Linked DNA regions of Homo sapiens: regions 2 and 3 are each linked to region 1. The links are chromatin loops, found by intact Hi-C in ENCODE. Cell type or tissue: Calu3. All regions are shown on one strand. Each heading gives the region's core, and the rest is flanking DNA. Links, peaks and the distances in the headings are about the cores only. Region 1 has its middle 30 kb from the start of WDR17. Region 2 has its middle 20 kb from the start of SPCS3-AS1. Region 3 overlaps WDR17 (WD repeat domain 17).

Region 1 (10,681 bases), core at 796-8,795:
TGATCGTTAGAATTGCTGACAATGAAGAATTAGTATGCTCTGAAGTTGGTCTGTAGTCCTTTGATTCAAAATAAAATTGTGCTAGTTCTAGTGCTTATAACTTCAGATGACACAGAATCATTTATAGTATTATTTTCTGATTCTTGGCTACAGTCTTAGCTGTAGATACAGTTTATGTTACTGTGATTAGCGCAGCATAAAGAAATGATAAAGTATTGATGGACTGAAAAGCAGTTTTCTATGTGACTTTAAAACTAAGTAATCAACATAATTGGTGATGAGTAGTATAGAGAATATTCTATTAACTTTCATTCAAATGGCAAAAAATATATCTGTAGATTATGAGGTAAGAAAAACATCTAGCTAATTTTATGATGGTGTTTTGATTTTTAATAATTGAAAGATAAAAAAATACACATCGATTCCCTATTCTTTTTAAAGAAATCAGTGACAGGTAGTAAAATGATAAAGTCTGTATTTCTCATAACATAACTAATACTATATTCAATTAATAAATGAAACCAATCTAAGAATCTTATAGTGTCCTGAAGTTGTTGGGGAATCATTTTTATCCCATGCTGGTCTTTGTTTATCTGGCAATTGTAAGGTAGTGGACAAAAATGGGATATAGAAACATCAGAGAAGAATGAGAATGACTAAGTTAGTGTTCTGAATGTTTAGAGTGGAGGTTTTATTTAGAAAGTGCAGTGAGGCACATACAGAATGGATTCATTTTTAATTAAAGCTCTGACATCATGAATTATACCAATCATATGTGATATTTTAATGTAACAGGACCACTTGTATGCAACAACAACAACAAAAACAAGGCTGGGCACAGTGACTCATGCCTGTAACCCCAGCACTTTGGGAGGCCAAGCCGGGGGGATTACTTGAGCCCAGGATATTGACACCAGCCTGGGCAACATAGGATAACCCCGTAACTACAAAATGAAAATAAAAATAAAAAGTTAGCTGGGCTTGGTGGTGCACATCTATGGTCCCAGCTACTTGGGGAGGCTGAGGTGGGAGGATCGCTTGGGCTTAAGAGGTCGAGGCTGCAGTGAGCATTGCTTGCACCACTGCACTGCGGTCTGGGCAACAGAGCAAGAACCTGTCTCACAAAAACAAACAAACAAACAAAAACGGCAATAAAAAAAACAAACCGCCGTTAACACATACTAAGTGCTTACCATGGGATGTATGACTTTACAATGGATTAAGTTCTCATCTATTTATGAAGTGTAATTATGAAGCAAGAGGTAGCTTGGTCACATTAACATTGCTAATAAGTCCTTAAGCAACTTCTACTACAGAAGTGCTTCTCTAATTTGTCCAAACCAACACAGCACTTGGTATTCTGAGTAGTTTCTAATCTTCCTGCCGCTCACCTTATATCCTTTTTTCCTGTTTTTGTCATCCAGTCAACCTGAAGATTAATGCAGCTTCTGTAGCCCTGATCTCCTGATTCCCTGTTCAACCCAATTTATATGCAGCCTGAGGCTACTCTGGAGAGATACTTTAACACCTCCTCCCTCGTGCCTGGGGCCTTATACAATCATCACAACCAGCATTGCTGCTCGCTTGCCCAGGCCTGTGAATGACACATGTTATTACTACTCTATTTCTACTTCATGAAATTAGGTAACTGGGTCATTTACTTGTGAAAGGACTGCCTGTAGTGTGATTTCTTTTAACTAAAACTTTCTTTGCGAGGACTCAAGTATTGTATTTGGCTGCTCTTTGTCTTTCAGAGATTGGATATTATGGGTATTATGTTAATTTAAAAAGGACATTCATTCATTTAATAAATATGTCTTGTGCATCAATAAGTACATAGTAGAAATCCAGTCCTAAATGCTGTGGATATAACAGTAAACAATATAAACAAAGTCCCTGCCTTTATATTCTAGTAGGAATAGTGAGAAATAGACAGATGAGATAGGTAGATAGATAGAAGATAGATAAATGAAAGAGAAATAGGAGAGAAATGGATGATGATAGAAAACAGATTAGATGGATGGATAGAGAGATACTAGATTGGATGGATGGATGGATGGATGGATGGATGGATGCATGGATGGATGGATGGATGAATAGATAGATGATAGATAGATGGATAGATAGATAGATAATAGAAAAGAAAGGAAGAAAAAGAAAATAGATTAGGTGGATGGATAGATACAGATTAGATTAGATAGAAGGATAGTTAGCTAATAGATTAGATGGATGGGTGGGTGGATAGATAGATACAAAGATAATAGATTACATGAATGGATAGATAATAGATTAGATATATTGACAGATGAATAATATAGATTGGATAGATGGACAGTTAGGTAACAGATTAGATGGATGGATAGATGGGTGGGTGGATAGACACATAGATAATAGATGAGATGGATAGATAAATAACAGATTAGATGAATGGGTGGAGGAATGGATAGTTAGATGATAGATAGATAGATAGATAGATAGATAGATAGATAGATAGATAGATATGATATGATAGGAAGATAGATAAACAGATATATATCAAGTATTGTTGACTGCTGCAAAAGAGAACTAAAACAGGATAAGAATAATAGAAAGTAGCAGGGAAAGAGTTGCTATTCCATATAGTGTGGTCAGGAACATCTCCTTGATAAGACAACATTTCATCAGAGACCTGAAGGAAGCAAAAGAAAAACACATGAGCTTCCACACAGCAAAAATACTATCATCAGAGTAAACAGGCAACCTACAGAATGGGAGAAAATTTTTGCAATCTATCCATCTGACAAAGGGCTAATATCCAGAATCTACAAGTAACTTAAACAAATTTACAAGAAAAAAAAAACCATTAAAAAGTGGGTGAAGGATATGAACAGACACTTCTCAAAAGAAGACATTTATGCAGCCAACAAACATATAAAAAAAAAGTTCATCATCACTGGTCATTAGGGAAATGCAAATCAAAACCACAATGAGATACCATCTCACGCCAGTTAGAATGGCAATTATTAAAAAGTCAGGAAACAACAGATGCTAGCGAGGCTGTAGAGAAATAGGAACACTTTCACACTGTTGGTGGGAGTGGGAGTGTAAATTGGTTAAACCATTGTGGAAGACAGTGTGGCGATTCCTCAAAGATTTAGAACCAGAAATACCATTTGACCCAGCAAACCCATTTCTGAGTATATACCCAAAGGATTATAAATCATTCTACTATAAAGACACATGTACATGTATGTTTATTGCAACACTATTTACAGCAGCAAAGACTTGGACCAGCCTAAATGCTCATCAGTGATAGACTGGATAAAGAAAATGTGGTACATGTACACCATGGAATACTATGCAGCCATAAAAAAGAATGAGATCATGTCCTTTGCAGAAACATGGGTGAAGCTAGAAGCCATCCTTCTCAGCAAACTAACACAAGAACAGAAAACCAACACTGCACGTTCTCACTCATAAGTGGGAGTTGAACAATGAGAACACATAGACACAGGGAGGGGAACATCACACACGGGGGCCTGTCGTGGGTTGCGGGGGTAAGGGAAGGGAGAGCATTAGGACAAATATCTAATGCATGCATGTATGTGGGGCTTAAAACCTAGATGATGGGTTGATAGGTGCAGCAAACCACCACGGCACATGTATACCTTGGTAACAAACCCGCACGTTCTGCACATGTATCCCAGAACTTAAAGTAAAATTTAAAAAATGAAAAAGAAAAGAAAAACACACATAGAAATCTGGGAGAAAGGTAAGTTAGGGGCAAGGGCACACCAAATAAGACCAGTGCTTAGAGACTAAATTTTAAATTACCTATCTTGTTATGGATTTCATGTAAAGAAGATATTCTCTAGTAATAACTAAGAAAATGTGGGTGCCTATAGCAGCAGTGGATAACATTTTTCCCACGATATGAATACCCGGTAGGCCCCACAGCATGAGAAGATACATCTACAGCGTTGCAGAGAGCCTCCTCCACATGTTTAATGCCAAAGAGAAACTTTAAGTGAAGCATATTTCATTTCTTATAGAAAATGAAGATTTAAAACCCTAAAGAAAATTCTGATTCACTTGAAGAATCTGCTCTCAAATAATTGTAGTTGAAATCACATTCCCACCAGAGGTCAGCCTAACCACAGGAATGAATTGTTAATTGGCAAAGCAAACTGGTGTTGATTTTTTACAAAATATAATGCTAATGAAATTGTGGCTTAAATCTCTTTATTTCTTTATGTTGTTTTGTAGTAACTAGCTACTTGGGTGACAAACCATCATGGTTTGAGCAGATCCTTTAAGTGAATCCAATTTTTCTTCAGGTAAATTTTCCTTTTCTATTTGTAATGAAATATGCTTCACTTAAAGTTTCTCCTTTGGCATTAAACATGTGGAGGAGGCTCTCTGTAACTATGTTGTAAATGTACCTTACCACGCTGTGAGGCCATGTTATGTGCTCACATAGTGGAGAAAATTTTACCCACTGTTGCTATTGGCACCCACATTTTCTTAGTGGGGCTGAGGGATTTCCAAGGAGCAGGGAGGTGGGCCTTTCAGTACTGGAACCAGGAAAGTCCTGAGCTAATCAGGAGCAGCTGTTGACTCTATTGGAGTGACTTAAGCGTTTGCGTTTAGTCAGATTTTTGTTTTTTAATTTAGACAACCGGGCAACACAGAGTTCCGATTCAGAAGGTATAGGAAACTGAATTTTTAACAAGCTCCTTGACAATTTGGGTACAAATAGCCCTTGTTTCAAAAACACTGGTTACAAGATTTCCTATTTAAATTATCTGAAAGGGGGGATATGTTATATTAGCCTAAGAAGAGAAACACACATATTAAATACTAACTAAACAGAACAATATATTACTATAACCTTATTTTATCTTTTCCCAAAAAAATTGCTTTTACTTCATAATGAAGAAATTATTTATCCCCTATTAAACTGAGTTATTTATAAAAATACATATTTTATCCACCCTTTAGAAATAAAACTCAGTTATATAAAGTGTATATTAAATTATAATCATAATAATGATTATTGATTGCCTACCATACACTAGCTGTGTCCTAGCACATTTATATCCTTTCCTAATTTAATCCTTAAAATAACTCCGTAAAATAGGTACCATTTTTCACACTTCACAAATTAGGATACTGTAGCTCAAAGAAGTTAAGTAAATTTCTTGCACCACAAGCCTAGAAAGTGACAACCTGGAGCCCAAACATATGTCTATGGCTTAAAATTCATTTTCTTTTTTCTGAAACAACCATGGCAACTCCAGACTTTACCCTTTTTACATTTTTCAGTGTGTCTCTCCCCAGGCATTTGTGGAGAAGTTACAGAGGCCATCCTCGTTACTTACAAAGTGAATCCTTGATATATTTTTCCCAGCAGAAATAACCAGATACAGATTCTCTACCTCTGAGCAAAAGCTTCAAGCCAAACTCTCAAACTCGCTCATTTATTGTTCTCCATTGACTTAAGTCCAAGTGCTGTCACCTTTGAGATTTCAGATTTGAGTTATAAATTATCTCATTATTAGGCCTACAGAGAAAAAATTGGGTTTAAGACTGTGCTGAGTCAGATCTAAGTTAGTTTGGGGTGATAATGTGGACTATTATCCAGTTAGGATTGGCCCATGGATTGAAGGACTGCAGTCTCACCAAGAAGTGGGTCTAAACTAGGAAGGAAGTGCCAGTGGACTCCTCCTTGGAGTCTGTCTCTCATAGTTGACTACTCCATCCAAAATATCTCTTTCATTTTTCAGGTCACAATTCTCCTTGCATCCCACTTTATATTATACTTAGCTGTAATACTCTCCAATTCTGATTTTAATCTACTTTCTATTTTCACTAGGTTGAGGCTCTACTCCACTCACTCTTGGACTAGAAAATTTACGTTAGTCCTGTCCAGTCACATTATGGCTCAGAGAGTCACCATATTTTACATTGTACATGAGTTTATTTCTCTATGAAATGGAAATCTGGAAACATAATATTTTATCTGTTTTAACCATGCAACTAACCTCTGTATTTACACTGAGAGTTCTTCAAACTCTCAGAGGAGAGCTAAGGACATAATACTCTGCATTCCCCACCACCACTGGACTTTCATTTGTAAGTCACAGGCACCTGGGAAGTGTAGGCCTGTTGTCTGTGTTTCCTCCTCTTGCAGGGGTATGGGTTTTTTTTGTAATTCTCTCTGTGGTTTTTCTTCCCACAAGCCCAGCTAGAGAGTGAGACAGAGCCTCTTCTGCCCCTCACTTTCTATGAAAATCAGCACACTAAGCTTTTGGTATTAAGGGATTTACTGCCAGTTGATTCTGTTCACAGAGCACCTAGTGTTTGAGACCTTTGATTTGAAGTGGGCACGGATTTGTTGGATGCTTTTGGGAGCAGGCTGAAGAGTTGGGTTGAGACTGGTGATAGGACAAGTCTACACAGTAGACTAGTGGTGTGTAAAGTGAGACCCACGAATGGCTGGGTTTCCAGAGATCATTTACATAACATCACATTTTTTCACATAAAAATACTAAGGCATCATTTGCCTGTGTTTTTCTCTTATTCTTTCACTATAGTTTTCTAGAGGGCTCATGTGCGTGATATCACCACAGATTGAATGCAGAGCAGATAAGAGACTTCAGCAGTGATTTTCTATTAAACCATTCATTAGAGAGATTTCAAAAATGTTAAATAACATTGCTCTTCTCACTAATTTTTTTTATTTTGGCAAATACAGGTATTTTTCCTAGAAAACGTGTTATTTATGTTAACTTGCAATGAGTTAATTAGTGTTGTTTTTATAGAGATTTAGTAAAATTTTTAAATTATTAGTTTTAATTTCTAATGCCATAAATTTCAATATTACCCAAATAAACCCAAGCTCTTTGGGGTCCTCAATAATTTTTTAAATTGTAAATCATACCTTTTAATTATATCTGCTTTTTCATCTAATTGTTTGTTATAATATAATTCTCTTAATAATTGAATTATGTTTGCTTACATGTCTTCCCCCTCGATGGACCATAAATTTCCTGAAGAAATAGTCCATGTTGTTTCATCCATGTGTTTACTTCCCTAACAGAATCTCTATTACAATGCCTGAGGCACAGTTAACACCCAATAATAATTATTGAGTGAACAAATAAATGGGCAAATATCCCCCGCCTTAACTTCTTGCTCGAATGCTAAGCCATCTTCTATCAAGTGGATATTCTCCCTCTGAAGTTATCTGTGACTCAACATGTCCCCATCTTCTGCTCTATTCTCCAGCTTCCATAACGTGATTTAGTAACATCATCATGAATCAATCAATATCTCTGTCTCTCTATCATTCTGTCCTGCTCTTCTCTCCCCATGTTCTCACTCCCACATGCAGACACACACATGTGTACACATGTCACACACATACATACAGATGCACTTATTCCTGGAACACTCTTATTTTCAGTTCAAGTCCCAGCCCAAAGTCACTTATCCATTACAACAGCATTATAATTGTACCAACATCCATTTTTATTAAATTGGTGCAAAAGTAATTGTGGTTTTTGCCATTATCTTTAATGGCAAAATTAATTAAAGATAATGGCAAAAACCACAATTACTTTTGCACCAACCTAATATATTATTGCTCCTGTTGAATTGTGAATCATTTAATTGTAGAGTTCTTATTTTACTCTATTTTTAAATTTTTTCTTTAGCTTTTAAGTTCAGGGGTGCATGTGCAGGTTTGTTATATAGGTAAACGTGTGTCATGGAGGTTTGTTGTACAGATTATTTTATTACCCACGTATTAAGGCTAATACCCCCTTGGTTATTTTTCCTGATTCTCTCCCTCTTCCCTCCCTCCACCTTCCAGAATGTTCCAGTGTCTGTTGTTCTCCTCTATGTGTTCATGTGTTCTTATCATTTAGCTCCCACTTATAAGTGAGAACATGTGGTAATTGGTTTTCTGTTCCTGCATTAGTTTGCTAAGGATAATGGCCTCCAGCTCCATCTATGTTCCTGCAAAGGACATGATATCATTCCTTTTTTCTGGCTGCATAGTATTCCATGGTGTATATGTAATACATTTTATTAATCCAGTCTATCATTGATGGGCATTTAGGTTGAGTCTGTGTCTTTGCTATTGGGAATAGTGCTGCAATGAACATAGGCATTCATGTACCTTTATGGTTGAACAATTTATATTCTTTTGGGTATATTCCCAGTAAGGGAATTGCTGGGTTGAATGGTAGTTCTGTTTTAGGTGTTTGAGGAATTGCTGTACTGTCTTCCACAGTGGGCAAACTAATTTACACTTCCGCCAACAGTGTATATTCATTCCTTTTTCTCCACAACCTCGCCAGCACCTGTTATTTTTTGACGTTTTAGTAATAGCCATTCTGACTCGTGTGAGATAGTATCTCATTGTGGTTTTAATTTGCATTTCTCTAATATTCAGTGTTATTTAGCTTTTCTTCATATGACTGTTGGCCACATGTATGTCTCTTTTTGAAAAGCGTCTGTTCATGTCCTTTGGCCACTTTTTAATGAGGTTGTTAATTTTTTTCTTGTAAATTTGTTTAAGTTTCCTATATTAATAGATGCTGGACCTTTGTCAAATGCATAGTTTGCAAAAATTTTCTCCCATTCTGTAGGTTGTCTGTTTACCCTGTTGATAGTTGTTTTGTTTGTTTGTTGTGTTTTGTTGCTGGGGAGAAGCTCTTTAGTTTAATTAGATCCCAGTTGTCAATTTTCGCTTTTATGGCAATTGCTGTTAGCATCTTCATCATGAAATCTTTGCCCATTCCTATGTCCAGAATGGTATTGCCTAGGTTGTCTTCCAGGATGTTCACAGTTTTGGGTTTTACATGTAAGTCTTTAATCCATCATGAGTTAATTTGTTTAAATGGTGTAAAGAAGGAGTCCAATTTCAATCTTTTGCATATGGCTAGCCAGTTATCCCAGTACTACTTATTGAGTAGGGAGTCCTTTCCCCATTGCTTGTTTGTATTGACTTTGTCAAGGATCAGAGAGTTGTAAGTGTGCAGCCTTATTTATGGGCTCTCTATTCTGTTCCATTGGTCTATATGTCTATGTGTCTGTTTTTATACAAGTACCATGCTGTTTTGATTACTGTAGCCCTGTGATATAGTTTGAATTCAGGTGGCATGATCCTCCAGCTTCTTCTTTTTGCTTAGGCTTGCTTTGGCTATTTGAGCTCTTTGTTGGTTCCATATGATTTTTTTTTTTTTTTTTGTCTAGCTTTTAGTGAACTATCATTGGTAGTTTGATAGGAATAGCATTGAATCTATAAATTGCTTTAGGCAGTATGGCCATTTTAACAATGTTTTCTCTCTCTATCCATGAGCATGAAATGTTTTTCCATTTGTTTCTGTCATCTCTGATTTATTTGGGCAGTGTTTTGTAGTTCTCATTGCAGAGATATTTCACCCCCATCTGTTTAGCTGTATTCCTAGGTATTTTTTCCTTTTGTGGCAATTGTAAATGGGATTGCATTCCTGATTTGGCTCTCAGCTTGACTATTCTTGGTGTATAGGAATGCTAGCAGGTTTTGTACATTAATTTTGTATCCTGAGATGTTGCTAAAGTTGTTTATCAGCTTAAAGAGCTTTTGGGCCAAGACTATGGAGTTTTCTAGATATAAGATCGTGTCACCAGAAAATAGGGTTAGTTTGACTTCCTCTCTTCCTATTTGGATGCCCTTTATTTCTTTCTCTTGCCTGATTGCTCTAGCCAGGACTTACAATACTATGTTGAATAGGAGTAGTGAGAGAGGGCATCCTTGTATTGTGCTGGTTTTTAAGGGGAATGCTTCCAGCTTTTGTCCATTCAGTATGATGTTGGCTGTGGTTTTTTCATAGATGGCTCTTATTATTTTGAAGTATGCTCCTTTAATACCTAGTTTATTGAAAATTTTTAACATGAAGGGGTGTTGAATTTCGTTGAAAGCCTTTTTTGCATCTATTGAGATAATCATGTGATTTTGTATCTTTAGTTCTGCTTATGTGATGAATCACATTTATTGATTTATGTGGAACCAAACTTACATCCCAGGGATAATGTCTATTTGAGGGTGGTAGATATGCTTTTTGATGTGCTGCTGGATTGGGTTTGCCCATGTTTTGTTGAGTATTTTTGCATTGATGTTAATCCAGGATATTGGCGTGACATTTTCTTTTTTGTTGTGTCTCTGCCAAGTTTTGGTATCAGGATGATGCTGGCCTCATAGAATGAGTTAAGAGGAGTCCCTTCTCCCAAATTTTTTGAAATAGCTTTAGCAGGAATTATGCCAGCTCTTTTTTGTACATCTGGTAGAATTCAACTGTGAATCTGTCTGGTCCTGGGCTTTTTGTTGTTGTTGTTGGTAGGCTGTTTATTACTGATACAATTTTGGAGATAATTTTTTATCTGTTCAGGGATTCAATTTCTTCTTGGCTCAGTATTGGAAAGAGGTTTGTGTCCAGGAATTTATTCATTTCTTCTACATTTTCTAGTTTATGGGCATATAGGTGTTCATAATATTCTCTGATGGTTATTTGTATTTGTGGGGTTAGTGGTAATATTACTTTTGTCATTTCTAACTGTGTTTATTTATTTGGACCTTCAGTCTTTTCTTCTTTATTAATCTATTTATTTCACCAATTAAAAAAATAACAACTCCTGGATTCATTGCTCTTTT
Region 2 (10,681 bases), core at 1,645-9,644, 310 kb after region 1:
AATTAAAAGCAAAAAATGTGTGATTAATTTTAGTTATATTGGCTTACACAGGTGTTTTGTCTCATGTAAGGTAGGCATTTCAGGACATTCCATGACAGATTTTCAGAGGATAAATGAACTGGGTTTTTACTGTAAAATGTAATCTATCTCCTAGTAGTATCTCAGTGATAAATGTTTAACATTAATGGTAAAGGGAGGTATATGGAGTAACTTATATTTGAAAAGTATTAGGCTAAGGACATTCATAAGTCCTTGTGAATTAATGTCTTTCACCTTTTTTTTTACATTTGTAATGGAAAAAAGGAAATGTGGAAAAGTTTATGAGATATTTGTATATAGTTTACTGAATAATATAAAGCATGTGCCTTTGTAACTACTACTCAGATCAGCAGTTGGAACAATACTATTACTCCATGCCTCCCTCCCTATACTTCTTCTGGATCACAACCTGTTACCTTTCTGCGGTCTTCAGTTTTGTGTTAGCCATTTTCTTGCCTTGCTTGAAAAGTTTACTACCTCTGTTGCATCCTATCAGCTTTACTGCCATCATGGACAATAGGAACATCTCAGTGGCTTACAAAAACAAATGTGTATTTCTTGCATCAATAGGGGCTTAGGATATACTCCTCACATCTCTTCATTCCAGATTCCACATTGAGAGAAAAGTTCCTTTTGGGATTCCAAAGGGCAGTTAGAACTGTTGGAAACTCTTGGAGCCTCTGATTGAAGGTGATGAGCATCAGTCTACTCCTTTAATTGACTCAAGTATGTCACATGGCAAAGCCAAGGAGTTGAAGGGTTGGGGAGCTAGATTCCATAGGGAAAGAGCACAAGTCACATGGCACTGAGTAATACTCTTACAGGAAAGGAGGAGGGAATTCTTAGAAATGTAATATAAGCTATCACACATTCCTAAGCGATACAGTTTGGTTTGGTTTGGTTATGAACATAAATGTAATCTTACCATAAGAATTTTTGGTCTTGCTGCTTTGGCTTAGCATTAACTTTAAGAGAATCATTTATGTTTTTGTGTGAAGGTGTAGTTCATTTTCATTGTTAGGCAGTAATTCATTGTAATATAGTCATCCATAGTAGGCATCCGGAGTAGGCATAATTTATTTACCTGTTCTGTTGACAGACATGTGCTCTGAATGTTCTTGTACAGGTAGCCTGGTGTATGTGTTTCTCTAGGAAAGGGATCTTCACATTTTGTTGCTTGTGTAGCACATCAAAGATTTTTTTTAAACTTTCTTAAATACTGAAAAATTTTCATCTTGTCATAGAATGTAATTTTTGGCACATTGCAAGTATTAACATTTTAAAGTACCAACTGCACATTACTTTTTTTTGCATTACTTTAAAAATGTATCTAAATGTATCCAGTGGAATATGGTATTTATATGATTTGATAGAATCATTCATTTTCTAATGAACAAATTCTTCCTTAGTGGTCAAAGTTCTTATCATTTCTTTTTCAAATTATATTTACATGCCTCTAGCAAAATTTTGTCCTAATGGGTAATACTCTAGAGAGTGCTATTTTCAAGTCTTTTATTAATAACTGTACCACATTTCTTTGTAACAAAAATGTGCATGTAAATTGAAATTTATCTTTTACAATTTCCTCTGACCCCAATATTCTAAGTTCTAAGGGTGTAAAAGTTATTCTGGAGTAAGTTAATTCTGCAGTTATCAATAGTACACAGTTGATCAAAACAAGAAGTATATTAGAAATGTGATAGATAATCGTAACTCTTGATGAGATGGAATTAGATATGGGAGGGGATAATTTATGTTGCTTTCATTAAGGGAATTATTAAATTATTTCTTTGTCCCCAAGGTTTGATGCCTTGTGGCAGTGCACCATAGCAAGATTCTGGATGAGGTGAGGCTTTCTTTGTGAAAGGGATGATGGAGGGAAAGAACCTCAAGCCTGGGCGCATTACCAGCCAGATCACTTTAGAAGTACGTGTGAGAGCAGAGCTGATTTCCATACAGCTGTCTGTCACCATGCACAAAGTTCCATGTTCCTCCTAATCGAAGACCACTGCTCTAGCATACACACCTAAGATTGGAAATTCCTAAGTCTTATGGAATTCATATCAACATCTTTACTATATATTACCAAACTTTCCCAAAGTGGTTTTTCCAAGTGTGAGTTCTCTTTGCCTAAATTTGGGTTTGCAGACTTTAGTTTTTGCCAAGCTGGTGAATAACCAATGGTATCTTATTTTGGTTGTAAATTATATTTCTCTGTTTGCTAAAATGAGAAACTTCTATTCATGTTTATTGTTCATTTGGATTTCTTTTGTAAGGTGCCTGTTCAAATTTTGCCCATTTTCTATTTGTCTTATTGATTTGTAGGATTTCTTTGTATACTCTCAGTTTGAGTCTTCTAGCTTACCCCTTCACTTTTTCATGGTTCCTTTTGATCAATCAAGCTTCTTAATATAATCAAATGTATCAGGCTTTTCTTTCATTCAATAATGCTCTTTTAACCTTTCTCCCAGCTTCTTCAGTGTTATGAAATAGAAAGTGTCTTAGTTTTGAAGTCAGCAATATCTGGGTTTGGATTCTGGTATAGCCACTTTCTAGCAATGTGAAATTGGCTAAGCAATGCTCACTAGAGTAAGTTGTCTAAGCCTTATGTTTGATATTCATTGTTTGTGCCTGGCATTATTATGTGTGCTTTGCATATATTAAACTGAATGCTAACAACAACCCTACGAGGTAGGTACTATTATCATTCCCATTTTAAAGAAAAAGAAGCTGAGATCAAGATAGGTGAGTAACTTGCTCCAGGTCAGTATGGTAGGTAGTGGTAAAGCCAATATTCAAAGCCTGGCACCTGCACTAGAGCCTGAACTCTCCTCCATACAGACTGTGCTTCTTCCTCAGAAACATGGGAATGAGAATACCTTTCTTTTAGAATTGCTGTGAGCAAAAAAATATGTATGGGAAAGGACTTCCCAGCATTTTTAGTACATAGCAGGTTTTTGTTATTTCTGTGAAATGTAGCAGAGTTGAGGAAACAGAACCGAACGGAACACAAACATTAAAGTCTCTTTGCAAAGTCATATGTATTTTTTTTTTTTACAGATAATTGTAGAGCAAATTGAATAATTCTTTTACCTTGTTCAGAACAATGAGTCTTTCTTCAGTATCTTTGGTGTAGGAGACAGATGTTCTCTGAACAACAGACTTAGTATTTTTCTGGTAAGAATAGAAAAAAATCAATTTCTTAGCTCAATCATATAGATTAATTTCTTAATGATCTTGAAGCGTATAGGAAAATATACCCTCATTTTAACCATGTGGCCTAAAAAGGGCCAGAGAAAACAAATAATAAAGCTTTGAATGGAAGTTGGCGTGAAAGACAAAATGCACCAGGCAATAAAGATAATTTTGCTTTAGATATTATAATAGGGAGAATTTTCATTTCTGCAGCAGAATGTGTCAAAGAAATGAAGGAGGCTTGGGGTTTTATAGAGGCAGGTAAACAAGGGAGTCAAGGGGAAGGATGGGGGGGGTCAGTTCTTGGATATGCCAAGGGAGGTGGTTCCTTGAAGTTAACTGTTTCTCACAACATAAAAGGTTTTTTTTTAAAACCATTGCTTTTTCCTGGGAGCACAGGGCTCTGGAAATTTTCAACAATGTCACTGCCTTTAGGAAAGCTAAGAAAAATACGGAATCCTCTACTGTGACAGCAAGGATATGGGTCAGTATCCAGGCAGTGACAATGGTCAAAGCAAATGTGTAACAAACCTAATCAGGAGCCTAATCCCCTAAAGAGATGAGGAACCCAAAATCCAAAATGATTTATAACTTTAACTTAAAGACGGATAGTTCACTGGCCACCGACCAGCTCTTTGCACTTGATTGTAAATCAAGAAATTCAATTAAATATTTGCTCAGCATCTTTTTTTTTTCTAGCAAGTTCTTTATTTTAATTTTAACTTGAAATCAGTGCATTATATTAATAACTCCATTGGTCGTTTGTCTACTTAACAATCTTTGATGATCTTTCCCATAGTGAAATGATCCTATAAAACCATTGACAGGTTCTAAGATTTTTCCTTTGTCTACCCATCCCTACTAACTAGAAATACATTTCTGGGAAGTAGTCTAACAATAATTTCAGTTTTGAAAAGGGTCATGGATGGTAAGGAGACTATATTGTTTAAAGGCCTTTATTGATCCTTTTATAGATTTACTGGAAGTTGAAAACTAGCACAAAGAGGTCCCCTGTACTCCTTCACCTAGTTCTCCCTCATGGTGACATCTTACTAACTATAGTTCAGTATCAAAACATAGAAATTGATGTTGGTACAGTTAATAGACTATTCAGATTTCATCCATTTTACATTGTTCATTTGTGTGTGTTAGTATCTTTAATGCGCCAGACATTGCTTATACTCTGGAATGGAATGTGGTGATACAGACAGTTCTTCAAAACACTTTACACTTTCTTGGGAGGTGTTTGGTTTTGTTTTGTTTTGTAATGTGGCCTCAATTCTCAAACCTGCCTTTAAGATTTCTCCACTTGTCTTAGAGAGTCAAGAATTAAAGTATTCCAACTGCAGTGAATATTAATTAAAGAATAAATATATTAAAGTGGGTTGGAGGCAGGGGAATAACATGTCACTTGTCACATTGAGCCAGCTAGTTAGAATTCTCCTGACGGATGCAAAGGCCTAGGAAGCTTAAGTTCCTAGATAGCTGAGAATCTTTGCCATGAGTGAAAACAATAAGGAACATCACTACCTGGTTGGAATTGCCAAATTTGGCCAGGCGGATCAGTCCTTTCAAATCTAAGTCTCTGTGTTGGTCATTTTCCTTCCAGCAAGGAAGATCCATTATTTAACAGGTATACAATCTCCAGGAAAACCTATGAAAGGTCTGTCAGTATCTTCTGTGCTTTTATAACACATTCATAACACACACACAAAATTACAGTTAAAGTTTCACAAAATACATACACTTATGGGGATATGCTTATTTATTCTTTCATTCATTTTTTTAAAAATTGGTGGTTATTACCTGGTAAATCAATTTCAGGACCGTTGTTTAAAAGAAAAGTCAGTTCAAACAGTAGTAAGAATTGTTAGGTTGGTGCAAAAGTAATTGCTGTTTTTGCCATTAAAAGTAATGATAATAACAGCCTAAAAGTTTTCATAATAAGAGCTACAATTTACTGGCTACCTATTATGTGGTAGGTGATTTTCCAAGAAAATGACCAGTCATAACATTCTTGGGATTCATTCATTCAACACATAGTTATTGTGCTCCTATTTGCTAGGCATTGTTCTAGTTGACAGAGCAGTGACCAAAGCAGGAAAAAAAAAAATTCGCTAATGGAATTTACAGTCTAGCAGGGAGAATGTTTAACAGACACATGAGAAAATCATATTTCATGTCATAGGATGTAAGTACTATGAAGATAAATAATTAGGGAAGGGAGATAAGGAGTACTGGGATGCTAGTTTAAGTAAGATGGTCATGGCAGACTTCTTTCACAAGGTGATATCTGAAGGAGATGAAAGAGAAAGCCGCAGGGATACTGGGTGGAAGAGAAATCCTGGCTGAAGGTGTAGCAAGAGCCAGACCTTGAGGCAAGACACATATTGGAGAATTCAAAGGATAGGACAGTGGAGTTATGATTCAAATGCAAAACAATAGACTCAGGACATTGAGCTCAGGGTCAGACTTAGAGGGTCCTGAACACAGGTCTAGCTGACTCCAAAGTCAGTGCACTTTTACAAATAACCACATGTGCTACTGACTGCTCATCTACTATGTGTCATTTTCCAAACTCTTGCTCTAAATATTTGATGGCCATCTAACGTTTTCTGGTTAACTAAAAGAGTCAAATTACCCCTGCTAGAAATCACATTTCAAAGGAAATTGTCAACAAAAGAAATACACTCAGGACTACAAGCTTTCCAAACATTAATAAGAGGCAAATATGTCTAGTGCATTACTGTTTCAATTAATTAAATGATTAGTGAGATAGCACTGGAGAATCATTTTCACTATAAACGAAATATTTTTTAATCTAGTGTAAGCAGTAAAGTCACTAGAGAGGAAAGTAATTTTTCCAGTTTCCTGATTTAAAAATTTCTTTCTTTACGATAAAACGTGATAGCACCAGAGAGCCTTTGGCATGGCATTATGCACTGTGTAGACCTGATACCCTGAAGCTTTGTATTTCATGTTACCTTTATGAGGCGGAAAGTCTTCACACTGGCCAGATATGTGCTTGTGAAAAGGTTGGGTAAAAACAGTGCAATCATTACAGTGGTTTTTTCCCGAATGGGTTTTTTTTGTTGTTTTTTTTTTTTGCTCATAACTGGTCCTTTGGTGCCCTCTGGTGATACAGCTCATGAAAACAAGTACTAGATCGCTAATTCTCTCTCTCACACTATAGTATTGCCATCTAATGTACACAGTTTACAACACCAAAATGCAGAAAGAAAAATTACCCACAAGAATAATTGTACACTTATCAGTTTATTTAGTCTTGCCTCACATAAAAATTGCTAAAAGCTTTGAGTTGAGAGTGGTAATGTAAGAGAAAGCAATCTCTAACTTTGTGGGGTTTTTTTTTTGTTTGTTTGTTTTTTTAGTTTTTAGAACATGAGACACCTTCTCACTCTGTCACCCAGGCTGCAGTGTAGTGATGTAATCTGCACTCACTCTGGCCTGGACCTCCCAGGCTCCAGCAATCCTCCCACCTCAGCTCCTTGAGTAGCTGGGAACACAGGAAGGCGCCACCCCGCCCTGCTAATTTTTGTATTTGTAGAGATGAGATTTCACTATGTTGCCTGGGCTGGTGTTGAACTCCTGAGCTCAAGTGATCCACCCACCTCAGCCTCCCGAAGTGCTGGGATTTACAGATGTGATCCACTGCACCCAGCAGCAATGTCTAACTTCATAAACTGAGACTATGCTAATCAGTGACAAAGAACAAAATTTTTAAATTTCTAATAGACTAACAAATAAATCAGTCTTACCACTTCTCTGTGCAGATTGCCAGTAAATCTCCTTTCATTGAAACAAGGCAAATAAATTAAACATGGTGAATAACCCACTGACAGAAAGCATGGTATTTTTCTGGGCAATCTGAACTACAAATTGGCTGACAACAGGAAACAGTATGGCCCTACACTACATGATTTTCTATCATTAAAACTATGGAAATATTTTCCTTGTCCTCATGTCCTCATAGATATGTCTCTTTTAAATAGCATAGAGCTGGATTTTTAAAATCCAATCTGGTAAGCTATTTAAATTTAAATTGGTGGTTATAGTGATTAATAATGTAGTTGGGCTTGTTTTGCCCCTCTTATTCATGTATAATGTATTTTTATACTTGTTTTGTTCATATTGTTTTATTTTGAATTAATTGAATCTTTGTCTTTATTTTATTATTTTGTATTCATTGATTTAAAAAATTTTATGTTAACCTTGAAATACTGTCATGCAGATTTAATAAATTCTTAAGCTAATGATTCTTACTAGTTAAAAATGTAAAGTATTAAGAATGTGAGCTCCACGAGAGCTGGGATTTTTGTCTTTGTCCATTGCTGTATTCCCAGAGTCACAGGATCCTTGGGGTGTTGTCGCTTTTCCAGCCAGAAACCTCTGTGGCTGCTGGTGCCTTTGCCCAAGTTTTGCTCAGGCCTGCTGGGCTCATTCTGCCCACTTAGCCTGGCAGGCTGTGCTCGACTCGCGTTACTGGCCTGGATCCCTCACCTGCCAAGGGCAACCCCAGTGCAGAGTATTGAGTGGTGTGTGAGCAAGCGAGTGTGGGGTTCAGTCACTGCACACACTGAGGTACGCCTGCTGTGGTGGGGTGGACAGCTCCAGGTGTTGGCAAGGGTGCTGGCTCCCTGCTAGACTGTGGCTGGACCAGGCATACCACAAGCATCTTCCATGGCTGGCACGGGGGAACATGGTGGTGTCCACAAGCTTGGAGATGCCAGGAACTGCAGACCCCCAATGAGGGCCTCACAGCCCTGGCTTGGGAGCTCCTAGATCTGGGCTCCTCGAAAGGCTGCAGGTCTTCTCTTTTTCTCTCTTCTTTCCTCCTTGTTGCCTGCAATGTGGTGAGCAAGGGGCATGTTTCAGCCCTGCTTGTGTTACAGCTCTTTCAGCCCTGCCATATTTGGCAGTTCCTGAGTTCTTGTCCCATGTCCAGAAAGAATGAGGTATGTGGACAAGTGGAGAGTGAGCAAGGCAAAGAGATGCTTAATTGAGGGACAGAGCAGCTCAGAGGAGACCACAGAGGTAGCTCCTCTCTGCAGCCAGGTCAACCTGTTGTCTGCAGCCCTCAGTGGAGAGGAGGCCCAGAGTTGGTAGCTCCTATCCACAGGCAAGTTGTCCCATCCTCTACCCAAGCCTGGCTGAGTCTGGGGGTTTTATGGGCTTTAGAGGGGAGATACTGCATGCTGACTGGTCCGTGGGCAGCCGTGGGCAGGCCCAGAAAAAGCACCATAAGTTTTCTATCCAGTCTGCAGAACTGATAACCTGACCCCCAGGCTTCACTCTGTCCCTGGCTTGAAGGTGGGGCTTCGCTGGGTGACCTGCTCCTTTGTGCCCAGGAGTGTGTCTACCTCCTGCCACCATCAACCTGCCATGCACAGTGCCCAGGCTGTTTGTGCCAAGGGGTGCCTGTAGGCCCTGCACTGAGCTGCTCTCAGCCCCCACCTCAGCCTCCCTCCTGTGCTTGTCAGTGCCCAAAGTCGGATGGGGGCTGAGGTGGCAGGGGCCTGGCATGTCAGCACTGCCTCAAGCACACACACACACCCAGCTAGGTTGTGACAGCACCCAGGCTCATCCTCAACTTTACTACAGAATAGGAGTGGGTGCCAGAAGCAGGGAGAGGCCAGGCATTGGGAGCAGGCAATTCCAAGCCTGAGGGGGCAGGAGGGTTTCCTGGGCTCTGGAGAGCACAGGTGTTGGGAACAGGCCCCCAAAATCCGGCCATAAACTGGCCACTAAACTGACCATAAACAAAATCTCTGCAGCACTGTGGCATGTTCATGATGGCCATGACACCCATGCTGAAGGTCATGGGTTTACTGGAATGAGGGCAAGGAACACCTGGCCTGCCCTGGGTGGAAAACCACTTAAAGGCATTCCTAAGCCACAGACTAGCATGAGCAATCTGTGCCTTAAGGACATGTTCCTGCTACAGATAACTAGCAAGGCCCATCCCTTTATTTCGGCCCATACCTTTGTTTCCCATAAGGAATACTTTTAATTAATATATAAACTATAGTAACAATGTTTATCACTGGCTTGCTGTCAATAAATGTGTGGGTAAATCTCTGTTTGAGACTCTCAGCTCTGAAGGCTGTGAGATCCCTGATTTCCCACTCCACATGCTATATTTCTGTGTGTGTGTCTTTAATTCCTCTAGCGCCGCTGGATTAGGTCTCCACGCCTGAGCTGGTCTCGGCAAGTGGCGCCCAATATGGGAGGTTTGAAACCAGGTCAAAGGGTCCCCGGAGTGATGGTTGGAGAATGTGGAACTATGCTGGAGGACACCTGAGTACTCTTAAGCAATCCCTATGGTGAGTAAGAAGGGGAGCTCGGAAGCATCAGTGTAACAATGGGACAAGTGTGGGCTCTGGTTCGTTCCACCTTGGAACCTTTTCACACTGATGATGAGGAGAAAGGAGAGTATAATGAAGTAACAGAAGAAGTAACAGAGCAAGTTTGTTTGCCTGCTAAAGCTAAAGTGGCAAAGGAGGGAGAGGTTTATCCCTATCCTTCTGCACCCCCTCCTTATTTTGAAGAAAAAGAGTGGCCTGACCCTCCAGATCTTTCTTTTCTGGAGGATGCTGGGCAAAAAGTGATTGCCCCAGTGACTGTTCAAGCAGCGCCTCAAGCGATCGCTCTCAGTTCTATTCAGGCAGGAATTCAGCAAGCTAGAAGAGAGGGTGATTTAGAGGCTTGGCAGTTCCCTATTAGAATACACCCCCCAGATCAACAGGGAAATATTATAGCTACATTTGAGCCTTTTCCTTTTAAATTACTCAAAGAATCTAAACAAGCTATTAATCAATATGGACAAGGTTCTCCTTTTGTAATGGAACTGTTAAAGAATGTTGCTGTTTCCAGTCAGATGATTCCTACTGACTGGGATGCTCTTGCTCAAGCTTGTCTAACTCTTACTCAGTTCTTACAATTTAAAACCTTGTGGGCAGATGAAGTTTCCATTCAGGCTGCTTGTAATGCCTAGGCCCAACCTCAGATTAATATAACTGCAGACCAACTTTTAGGGGTCGGCGGCTGGGCTGGTTTAGATGCACAAGTGGTCATGCAGGATGATGCCATAGAGCAGCTTAGAGGAGTGTGCATTAGAGCTTGGGAAAAAAATCACTTCAGGAGGAGAACAATACCCTCCCTTTAGTTCTGTCAAACAGGGACCAAAAGAACCATATGCAGATTTTATAGCGCAGTTACAGGAGTCTCTTAAAAAGGTGATTGCAGATTCAGCTGCTCAGGATATAGTGTTGTGGTTATTAGCTTTCGACAATGCTAATCCCAATTGCCAGGCTGCTCTGTGACCTATTAGAGGGAAAGCACATTTAGTTGATTTTATCAATGCCTGTGATGGTATCGGAGGTAATCTGCATAAGGCTACTCTGCTAGCCCAGGCAATGGCAGGACT
Region 3 (10,681 bases), core at 2,447-10,446, 88 kb after region 1:
GTCTTTTCAAATTTAGGTCATTAAGAATGCTTAAAATATCAGTGTAATACATAAATTTTATTACTCAACTGTTAAAGATATTTGTCAAATGAAGTTAATTTTCAACTAGAAGTATATGGATCTCATTCCCAAGTTTATGTACCCTGTTTTTTATTTTTACTTAGAACAACCAATGTATTAGACAGTGAGTAATGTTTGCCCCAATCTCTGAACAAAATATTGTAAAAAGTCAGCTATTCGGTGAGCTTCCATTAATGTAATTAGCAATTTTTCTTAAGGCTTTCCATGAGAAAAAAACAAATTATTTTGGCACAATGCTTTGTGATATATAAATTGTGATTGATGGCCTCAATTAAGACTTTTCATATCTCCCCATGTTTTCTGGTCATATCTGTTTGTCCAGCAATCACAAATTCTATAGGTTACTCCATTACTGTTTATATTGATTGATAATGCATTTCCAAGTACTTTAAATCCAGCTTTGTGTGAGATTAATTTTAAATAACACAACAAATTTTTCTTGAAATTCTTTCCATATTGTATGTGCCATAAACTAAAATGTTGCACGATATTATTGTTCTCGTAAAGATGTAACACAAAGTCAACGTTAGGTTATAACTGCATATAATAAACATAAATTCTAAATGTTTTGCAGAAGTAATGATTAATTTTATTATCACCTAGTGTATCCATGGATTTATCATCAGACACTATATACATCACATCCATTCATGGGGGAAGATTTTATTTATTCATCAGCTATATGCACCATAGTTTCTTTTGTCACTGGATATACAACTAAATAATACTTTCTAATTAACAGTCCCAGAATGATGAGATAATTGTGGAAAGCTTTTGGCAAATTTTTCATGTTTTTCCTTTCTTTGAAAATTTTCAGCTATCAATATCTCCCTCATCCAAATGTCTTCTTAATTTGAAGATTGAAAGCTTTGCTATTTTATTTGCAAAAAAATTATGACTATTTTTGGTGATTTCCATCTTAAGTAACACTTTTGAAATGTTTTAGGCTTATTTTTCTTTTTAGAATCCAGCTTAAGCAAAGTAGAAATTTGCATTAAGTGAACTTTTTTTTTCAACTTCCAAATACAGTTGTTGAATTTGATCTTGCCTCTGTATTTTTACTTCTTCTTCCTTTTGTTTCTAATAATCTAACAATCCATTTAAATGAAAATGCATATTAGTTTTTCCAAATGTAAAATGTAAAAATTGTCACCAACTTGAAAAAGTCACTTTATGTCACAGTGGATAATAATACTACCTACCTATCTCAGAATAGTGTTGGGAGAATTAAATTGCAACACTCCTTGAAAGTGCTTGTACATAAGTCACTATAAAAGTGTTTTCTATTATTATTATATGACACTGTTTCTGGTCCTTTCGCTTTCCTTGCTGTCTTTCTCTAAATATACAGTCGGAGAACCAGTATTCTATTGTCTTTCCTCTACTGTGCTGTGGTGGTTTGATCCATACAGAGTACCTCATCTCTTTTTTGGGTAAATTCTACTTCTGTTAATGTATCCTAAAACCATATCAACTATTTTACTGGCGTTTTTCATGTATACATTCATTCATTCAGCAAATATTTATGGAGTCCTCATTATGGGTCAGGCCCTGAAGTAGGCATTAGGCTTTGTTTTTGCCTCTTGGAGCACATAGACTGTTAACACAAACTAAACTTACTGTCAATCAGCGAATTTCCACTCTGTGTCTTTGTTCATATCATTTTCTCTTCCTGGGAAATACTGCTTATTCCATGTATTTAAACTCTACCCCTCCTTCTAGGTATAATTCAAATCTAATTTCTTTCCAGGACAGTAGCACAGTGGTTTCTAAACCTTTCTGCATATCAAAATCATTTGATGAAGCTTGTTAAAAATAAATTCCTGTGAAACCTCGTCTCTACTAAAAATACAAAAAAAAAAATTAACCGGGCATGGTGGCGGGCGCCTGTAGTCCCAGCTACTCGGGAGGCTGAGGCAGGAGAATGGCATGAACCCGGGAGGCGGAGCTTGCAGTGAGCCGAGATTGCATCACTGCACTCCAGCCTGGGCAACAGAGCAAGACTCCGTCTCAAAAAATAATAATTATTATAAAATAAATAAATAAATAAATTCCTTGGCTCAAACTCCACATGATCTGATATGTTATATTCCATTTCATGATTTTGATGCAGCCAGCTAATATATCAGTGTTGGAAGATGTGCAATCTCTCTCTCATAAATTTCTCATAATACTTATTTTATATATGATTTATTTGATCACAATAGCAGGTATATTAACAATTAACTTTTATATTCCATCTTATTGATGGAATGTAAATGTACCTTTACATAAATGATTTTATTTCCTTGACTTTCATGTGAAATAAGTGGTCAGCTATTTTTATTGTTATCTCCATTTTATAGATGAGGAAACAGAAATTTAGAGAAATAAAATGACTTGTTTTTCTGAGGCAAGGCTTAGATTTGAATCTAAATTCCTGATAAGACATAGATTATAACATTAAGTCCATTGTTTTTAAATCCTTATAGTAGCATTTATATTTTTATTCACTAATCCCTGTCTCCCTAACACACATTTAAAATTCTCTAAAGCAGGAATCTTATCCCACACTACCTTGTATACCTAGAATGCCTAGAGGTCTTATATACAAATACACAGTAAGAATGTATTGCTCTAATCTTTAATATATAGTCTACTAAAATAAAAAAGTCTATAAATGTATTTGACTATATGAAGCAAATGATCATGTAAGTAGTATTTAAACCTAACTAGATACATTTTCTTTCATCATGGACTTTCCCTGCCTATGTTCCCTGCAGTCTTTGGGATTTCTTTATAAATCCAATTCCCAAATAAGAAAGTAATGTATCTTAAAAATAATAATTTGTTTTAGAAATGTAAACAGGGCAAGTAATATTTAATGGTGTAATCTTATGCTGTATCTTTATTATGTATCTGTATTTAATGTATTCCAGGGATCCCTGCTTCTCTTAGTTGGTGCTGGAATGCAGAGGATGTGGTGGCATTTGTTTCCCACAGAGGCCCACTGTTCATTTGGACCATCTCAGGACCAGATAGTGGAGTGATTGTACACAAAGATGCTCATAGCTTCTTGTCTGATATCTGTATGTTCAGATGGCATACACACCAAAAGGGGAAAGTTGTGTTTGGTCATATTGATGGAAGTCTATCAATTTTTCATCCAGGTAAGAATTTAATTAGCAAGGTATCTTAAATAGTATATTTTTCTTATATATAATTTTGTACTTGCTTGGTCTTTCTAGTGACCAGTCCCCATTGTGAATAAAACCAAAAGTGACAAAATTTTAATTTTGATATTATTATTGTTAAAATGTTACCCAGTATTGTACTGAGTCTAAATATTCATTTGAAGTTTTATATATATATATATATATATATATATATATAATACATTCAACACAGCTGTGAATATTTTACTTGGAATTAACCTAAATCAGTCATTTTTCCCTTATTTGTATTTTTAATCAATTCTTTATTTCTGTACATTTACTAAAAAACAACCTGAATGAACAAGGACATACAGCTAGAGGATGTGATGGTTTACTAATACTAAATATTTTCCCATCTGCTTGTAAAAATACCATTCTGATGCCACGGCTCCTTGGCAAAGGCTTTGAAACTGGCATAAAAGAAAAATGATAACCCTTTGAACCCCTGTTAGTTAATTGATTTGGCTGAATGAAAGGGTCTGAGAAATTAATGTTCACTTACAAAAGTATGATTAAAAAATCAAAAATTACCTGAATTGCTTGCTTTCCCCTCAAAAATAAGTATTTTAACATTTGGGAAACATACTTTTAGCTATCTAGTATCTCTGTTGATGTATGTGACTTCTGGCTGGCTAGATGGATGAATGAAAGTGCTTTCTCAGGAACACGATAACTACTTTCACAAAACAAATTACATTTAATTTATCTGAAATTAATAGAAAAAAGAAATTGAAATTGAACAAATGAAATTGTGAAAATTTAAATAAATCTTTCTTCAGGAAATAATGTTTCTAAAGTTAAAAAGGATTGTGTAAAACATTGAAACATTGGGGCCATTATATTCTAAATACATTTTAAATGGGATCTATTATTTACCTTTCAAAGAAAGATAAAAATAAATGTTCATATGCTTCTTCCCCAGCTTCTCTCTCAGCTCTTTGTACACGTCCTCTGTTGTTCCTTCTGGTTGTACCAGGTTTACGTGGGGACAGTTTCATTGATTTGTCAAAGATTAGCATGAGGAGGGATCAATGACTGGTGCTTCTTCTGGATTTGTTGTACCAAGCACCTGCACTGCAACTTATCTGTTCTGTCCTTGCACTGGAAACAGATCCTGTTTTATAGTTGGTCATTAAGGCTGATAGTTAGGCAATAGAATTCATAGCTTTCTTTGTTTTGATCTGGTGAATACAACTTCTTTCTCTGTAACCTTTGTCTCCGGCAGTCTTCCTTAGTCTCAGGAATGCAATCTATAATAAATATGGCTGTATGCTGTGTGGTTCCTCCTCTTACCTCTCTGCATTATGTAACCAAATGTCATTAGTGATATTCCTCCACTTCTTCCCTGGCCTGCACCCAAAGATTTCATCAGGATTGTGACACTTTCTTTTCAAACTAGATCTGAAGAAGATATGAGGAGTGTGTTTTTATTTTATTCTAAATTGCACTCTAGATATTTTATACATTTTGTGATTTGTCATTTTTACCCTCTCCTTTATCATTGACTGAGGTTATCTTTTTTCTTGCTTTATTATTATTAGTCATCTTTGAAAGTTTCAAGCCATAAGACATTGAGACTTTTTATTGTGTATCTAAAATATAAAACATTGAGACAGTGCATGCTTATTTTGACATAGAAATAACAGAAAAGAAAAAAGACTACCTTTGTTTTCCCTCTCTTAGGTTTAGAGGATAGAATGTTTAATATTTGAACAGTCTGAGATATGTGCCTTCCAGAAGAGACCATTGTTTTTCAATAACCCAATCTTCCAGTTGTTAAACCAAGTGAAACCATCTATACCCAAGTCAGCATGTGTTATTTTTCTGTTCCACCCATATATTAGTTTATTAGGGCTGATGTAAGAAGACTATCACAAACAGGACAGCTTAGAACAGCATAAATTTTATTATCTCACAGTTCTTGAGGGCAGAAGTATAAAATAAGGTGTCAAGAGGGCCATGCTCCCCCTGAAGGCCCAAAGAAAGGATCTGTTCCAGGCCTGTCTCCTGGCTTCCTGTTCCTTGGCTTGTGGCAGTATAACTGCAGTCTTCACATGGCACGTGGCATCCCTGCTGTGTGTATGCATGTCTCTGTGACAAAATTTTCCCTTTTATAAAGACATAGTCATATTGGATTAAGCTCTACCCTAAGGGCCTCATCTTAGTTTGATCATCTGCGAAGGCCCTAATTCCAAATAAGATCACATTTGCAGGTACTGGGGCTTAGGACTTTAACACCTTTTTTGAGAGAGCACAGTTCAACCCATAACAACCCAATACAGACTTGTTAACCTCATTTATTCTGTAGGATTTATTTAGCAATTAATGTGCACAAAACATTATAAAAGATACAGTCCTGATAAGTATTTTCCTTTTGCATATACATGAGGGAATGGATCATGAAGGAATCACTACCTTTTAATTCTAACACTACATTCTGGATTGTGAGTTTGAAACTGTTAGCATTAATACCAGTATAGCTAGGCTTCTTACTTTTCATGAGTTGTTAACCTTATCTTCTTGATGACTTACTGGCACCACAGATGGTTCTATACCTACGTTACAACATAGGATTTCTCTCCTCCAGGTTCTTGCAGGAACCTATGACCTCAATATCTCTGTTGTCTAGTCCTTCTCAGAAGAAAAAATAAATATTCATGAGAACTAGCCACGATAATGTAGTTCATCATTTTAAATCAGTAATTTTTAAACTGTGCTTTCTATGTTTGTATACTTATGTGTGTGTATTGAGGGTAGGAGGGCTTCATAGATGATCCAGCTGAGCTTTAAGCCTTCTTCTCCCTTTCAGCCTGAAAAGCACCATGTTATCCTGTATTATTTACTGGATTTTCTTGTAAACATTCTCATATGAACAGAAGATTCCAGGGCAAAAAAATTGGAAAACTGCTTTAGCTATCTCAAATTGTATTCTCAGGCCAAGTTCATCGGAGAACCTTTTTAAAAATCTTTATTACAATCATGTTTAAATTGAATTGATTTTGGTATTACTCCATGAATGTGCCTTAATAAAATTTGCCTTGTTTTATTTTAGGAATGTTGTTGATGACACTCTCTATATAACTGTTACTTAGTGGAAAAAACAGACTCAGTTTCTCCTACTGTACTCTCACAGCACAGTTCTGACACTAGATGTGTGAGAGGCTTTCTCCACACATGAAGCAAGCGGTCACCTCTACAGCAGACACTCGCTGAGCGTCCTCCAATTCAATTCTGACACTACCTGGAGATAGAGTCACAACACACACACTGAGGGATCAGGCCCCATTACTGTCCTCTCTTCTGATGACAGTTGTTAAGCCCCAGCTTATTTTGCCTGTGTTTCTGAATGACTGGCTATAAATCGAGGTTCCCGTGGCCCCCTCCTTGCATTTGATTAGTTTGCTAGAGTAGCTCACAAAACTCAGGGAAACACTTTCTTACCTTATTATAAAGAATATTACAAGGATACAAATGAAAAGATGAAAAGGGCAAGGCATATGGGAAAGGACATGGGGCTTCCGTGCTGTCTCCAGGCATGCCGCCCTCCAGGAGCCTCCGTGTGCTCAGCTCTCTGGAAACTCCCAAATTCTGCTTCTTTTGGGTTTTTATAGAAGCTTTATTATATAGGCATATTGATTAAAACATTGGCCCTTGGCGATCAGCCTAACCTTCAGTCCCTCTTCCCTCCCTGGACATTGGGGGATGAGGCTGAAGGTCCCAACTCTCTAATCAAGCCTTGGTCTTTCAGTGACCAGTCCCCATTGTGAAGCCACCTAGTGGCCACCAGCTACCTAGTCAACTCATTAGCATACAAAAAGACACTGTAGAGATTCCAAGGATTTTAGGAGTTGTAATGCCAGGAAACAGGGATGAAAACCAAACATATATTTTACGATATCATAGTCTCCCCTTTAAAAACACACAGGAGACATTTATTTCTGGTCTCAATTCTGTAATTATGGGATTGCAGCAAGAGTTGTATTATCTTTCAATTGTGCTTTTTAAAGAAGAAACACACTTCCTTTACGATACTTATGACTAATTGGTACTTTCTGTTAAGGCCGCAGTCTCTCTAACTAGATGCTTCACTGCCTCTCTTGAGAATGAGAGGACTTGCCCAGTGGAGTTCCCATGTGGTATCTCAGCAGAATTTTTTTTTCCATATTTCCAGTTGTGTACATAAATTACAAAGAACAAGAAGTTTGTTTGATGATCCTTTGCTTTATTTAATTAGTCTTGTTTTAACTCCCTATCTTTCTGGCTTCCCTATTTATACTACTGGTTGGGTGTGAATTATAATTATGGCAAATGGTAAGACGAATGAGAAAGGAATAATAGTAAATACTAAGATGCTGTTTAAAATGTGCACCACTATTCTAAACATTTTAATCAAATTCATTTAATCGGTTTTAAAACTCTGTGAGATAAGTATTGTTATCTTCTCCATTATTAAAAAAAGAAAAAAACCACAAGACTGAGGCACAGGGAGATTAAGTATCTTGTCTGAGGCAGCAAAGCTAGTAAGAAGCAGAACAGGATCGGAACCAGGCAGTCAGCCAGCTCTAACATTTATCCTTTTAAATCACTATATGATATTCTTCATTTCAATAAGCACTTTCCCTATTTCTATGCTGCTGTAACCCAGTGAAATTTGTAATTATTGACAAGATCAGAGTATGTTATTTATCTGTATATTTTCTTACTGCTTTTCGGTAACAAATGGGAGACACATTCAAGGCACTGGAAATTGCCAAAACAGAGCATTGAGCCTGACCTTCATCATTAGGACAAACAGATCTTTCTGCATTCACATGTCAGTTACGCCTTCTGCATATAAGCACCACATTTGTATTTTCAATACCCTCAGAGATAGATATTGTACAAGGAAAAAGTTAGCATCATCTAAATTATTGATCTTTTCTGCAAGTTTTTTGGAAATAATTATCTCTGTATTTTAACAGGTAATAAAAATCAGAAACATGTTTTGAGACCAGAATCTCTTGAAGGGACAGATGAAGAGGATCCAGTTACGGCCTTGGAATGGGACCCACTATCTACTGATTATCTTCTAGTGGTTAATTTGCATTATGGAATTCGCCTGGTAGATTCTGAATCACTTTCTTGCATAACAACATTTAATCTTCCCAGTGCAGCAGCTTCTGTACAGTGCTTAGCCTGGGTTCCCAGTGCTCCTGGGATGTTTATAACTGGAGGTAAGCTAATCCCCATAACCCAGAGTTTTAAATACGTGTATATATTCTTTCGTTGAATTTAGGAAATTGTCCTTTATAGGTTGATTTTGTGTAAAATGTATTAATAGCTCAATTATTATTTATTGTAGTAAATTACTAGTGTACTTTTATTTATATTGTATGTCATTAATGATAAAATGAAATGACAAATAAAAATGAAAAATAAGGTCCACTCTGCCAGGTTTCTGGAAATACCTTGGAATATATTATATATGTGCACACATGTGAGCATGTCTGTGTATGTGCAAAAGACAAAGACAGTTCCATTTCAGGCATAGTAGGATGACAGTGAAGGTACTGAGCATAAAAACAATTACCTGATGGGAGCTTTATTAGCCTCACTGTCTTAGTCCATTTTGTGTTGCTGTAACTGAATACCACAGAATATTCTGCTATAACAGAATACCACAAGCTGAGTAATCTATAAACCATAAAAGGTTTATAGTTTATAGTAATCTAAACTATAAACTAGTTTAGATTAGTTTAAGGCTAATGTAAAGAGGCTGGGATGCCCAGGAGCATGGCACAGGCATCTGGTGAGGAACTTTGTGCTGCTGAAAGCAGGAGAGGACAAGAGCATGAAAGCAAGGGGAGACCTAGCTGGCTTTTATAACAAAGCCACTCTCACAATAAATAACCCACTCCTACACTGTCTATATTAATCCATTCATAAGAGTAGAGCCTACATGACCTAACTGCCTCTGATTAGACCCTATCTCCTAACAATGTTGCATTGGGGATAAAGTTTATAACACAAGAATTTTGTGGGAGGCATTCAAACTATAGCACTCACTGATCCGTGGGTTGAATGGATACTCCTTCATGCTTTCCTAGTCAAGAGGTCATGAGAGAATTAGCAAAGCTAAGTAGTGATAGGGGATGGGAAGATGGGGGAATTGAGGAATAATTAGAAACTAAATGACTCTCTACTTTTACCATTTGATTGTGTTCAGAGAGAGAGACCTCTGAAAGAACAGAATGTTTTTGGCTACTGTATAAATTCTTCCCATATTTGCTTAGCGTAAAATAATAGGCAAAGACTCTTTATCCTCTCAAAATTTTAAAATAAATTATTCACTTCTTTAATACTTAACATAATAGTGACGCCACCCTGTATCTGTGGGTTCTGCATCAGTGGATTGAACCAACTATGAATGATAAATGTTAGGGGAAAAAAATTCCACAAAATTTCAAGAAGCAAAACCTGACTTTGCAGTGTGACAAGTACTATGTTGAACCCATGTGAATAATGTGATGTGTAGGCTTTGGATTAGGTATAATAAGTGATGTGGCTTGACCGTGTCTCCACCAAAAATCTCATCTTGAATTGTCATTGCCATGATCCCCAACTGTCAAGGCCGGACCCAGCTGGAGCTAATGGGATCATGGGGGCCACAGTTTACCCTATGCTGTTCTCATGATAATGAGTGAGATCTCACGAGATCTGATGGTTTTATAAGTGTCTGGCATTTCTCCTGTTTGCCCTCACTCCATTCCACTGCCCTGTGAAGAAGGTGCCTGCTTCTACTTTGCCTTCCACCATGATTGTAAGTTTCCTGAGGCCTCCTCAGCCATGCAGAACTGTGAGTCAATTAAACCTCTTTTCTTTATAAATTACCCAGTCTTGGGTATGTCTTTATAGCAGTGTGAGAACAGACTAATACAATAATCTGGAAATGATTTAAAGTATACGAGAAAATATGCATAGGTTATATGCAAATAATATGCCACTTTATGTAAGAGACTTGAGCATTCCTGGATTTTGTTATCCGTGGGAGGTCCTGGAACCAATCTCCCATGGATAACAAGGGGCAACTGCACATGAAAGTAGATGGATTCTTAATTTATATATCTTAATTGCCTTTAACTTTTCAGGATATAATTAATAATAGGCATGGAATTTTTTTTTTTTTTTTGAGACAGTGTCTCGCTCTGTCACCCAGGCTGGAGTGCAGTGGTGCAATCTTGGCTCACTGCAACCTCCACCTCTGGGTTCAAGTGATTATCCTGCCTCAGCCTCCCGAGTAGCTGAGATTGCACTGTGGTGCATGCCACCATACCTGGCTAATTTTTCTATTTTTAGTAGAGACGGTGTTTTACCATGTTGGCCAGGCTGGTCTCAAACTCCTAACCTCAAGTGATCCACCTGCCTCA

The links. Peaks named below come from ENCODE experiments on the same cell type or tissue, not always from the same donor. Only the 100,000 strongest peaks of a DNase experiment are listed, where the experiment ranks them.
Region 2: it touches region 1 in a loop (16-fold over the local background); 82 of 110 quality-filtered maps call a loop at or near these places.
Region 3: it touches region 1 in a loop (3-fold over the local background); 9 of 110 quality-filtered maps call a loop at or near these places.

The regions. Positions count from the first base shown.
Region 1 is chr4:176,030,570-176,041,250 of GRCh38, forward strand. No RefSeq gene overlaps it. Among named protein-coding and RNA genes, the nearest start is that of WDR17, 30 kb to the right of the region's middle. In Calu3, for the core only: no CTCF peak of the experiment used is centred there; a DNase peak (open chromatin) is centred at 4,112.
Region 2 is chr4:176,334,782-176,345,462 of GRCh38, forward strand. No RefSeq gene overlaps it. Among named protein-coding and RNA genes, the nearest start is that of SPCS3-AS1, 20 kb to the left of the region's middle. In Calu3, for the core only: no CTCF peak of the experiment used is centred there; no DNase peak of the experiment used is centred there.
Region 3 is chr4:176,116,868-176,127,548 of GRCh38, forward strand. WDR17 (WD repeat domain 17) reads left to right here. Exons shown (of 29, transcript NM_181265.4): 4 at 3,000-3,230; 5 at 8,237-8,488. Among named protein-coding and RNA genes, the nearest start is that of WDR17, 56 kb to the left of the region's middle. In Calu3, for the core only: a CTCF peak has its summit at 6,992; no DNase peak of the experiment used is centred there.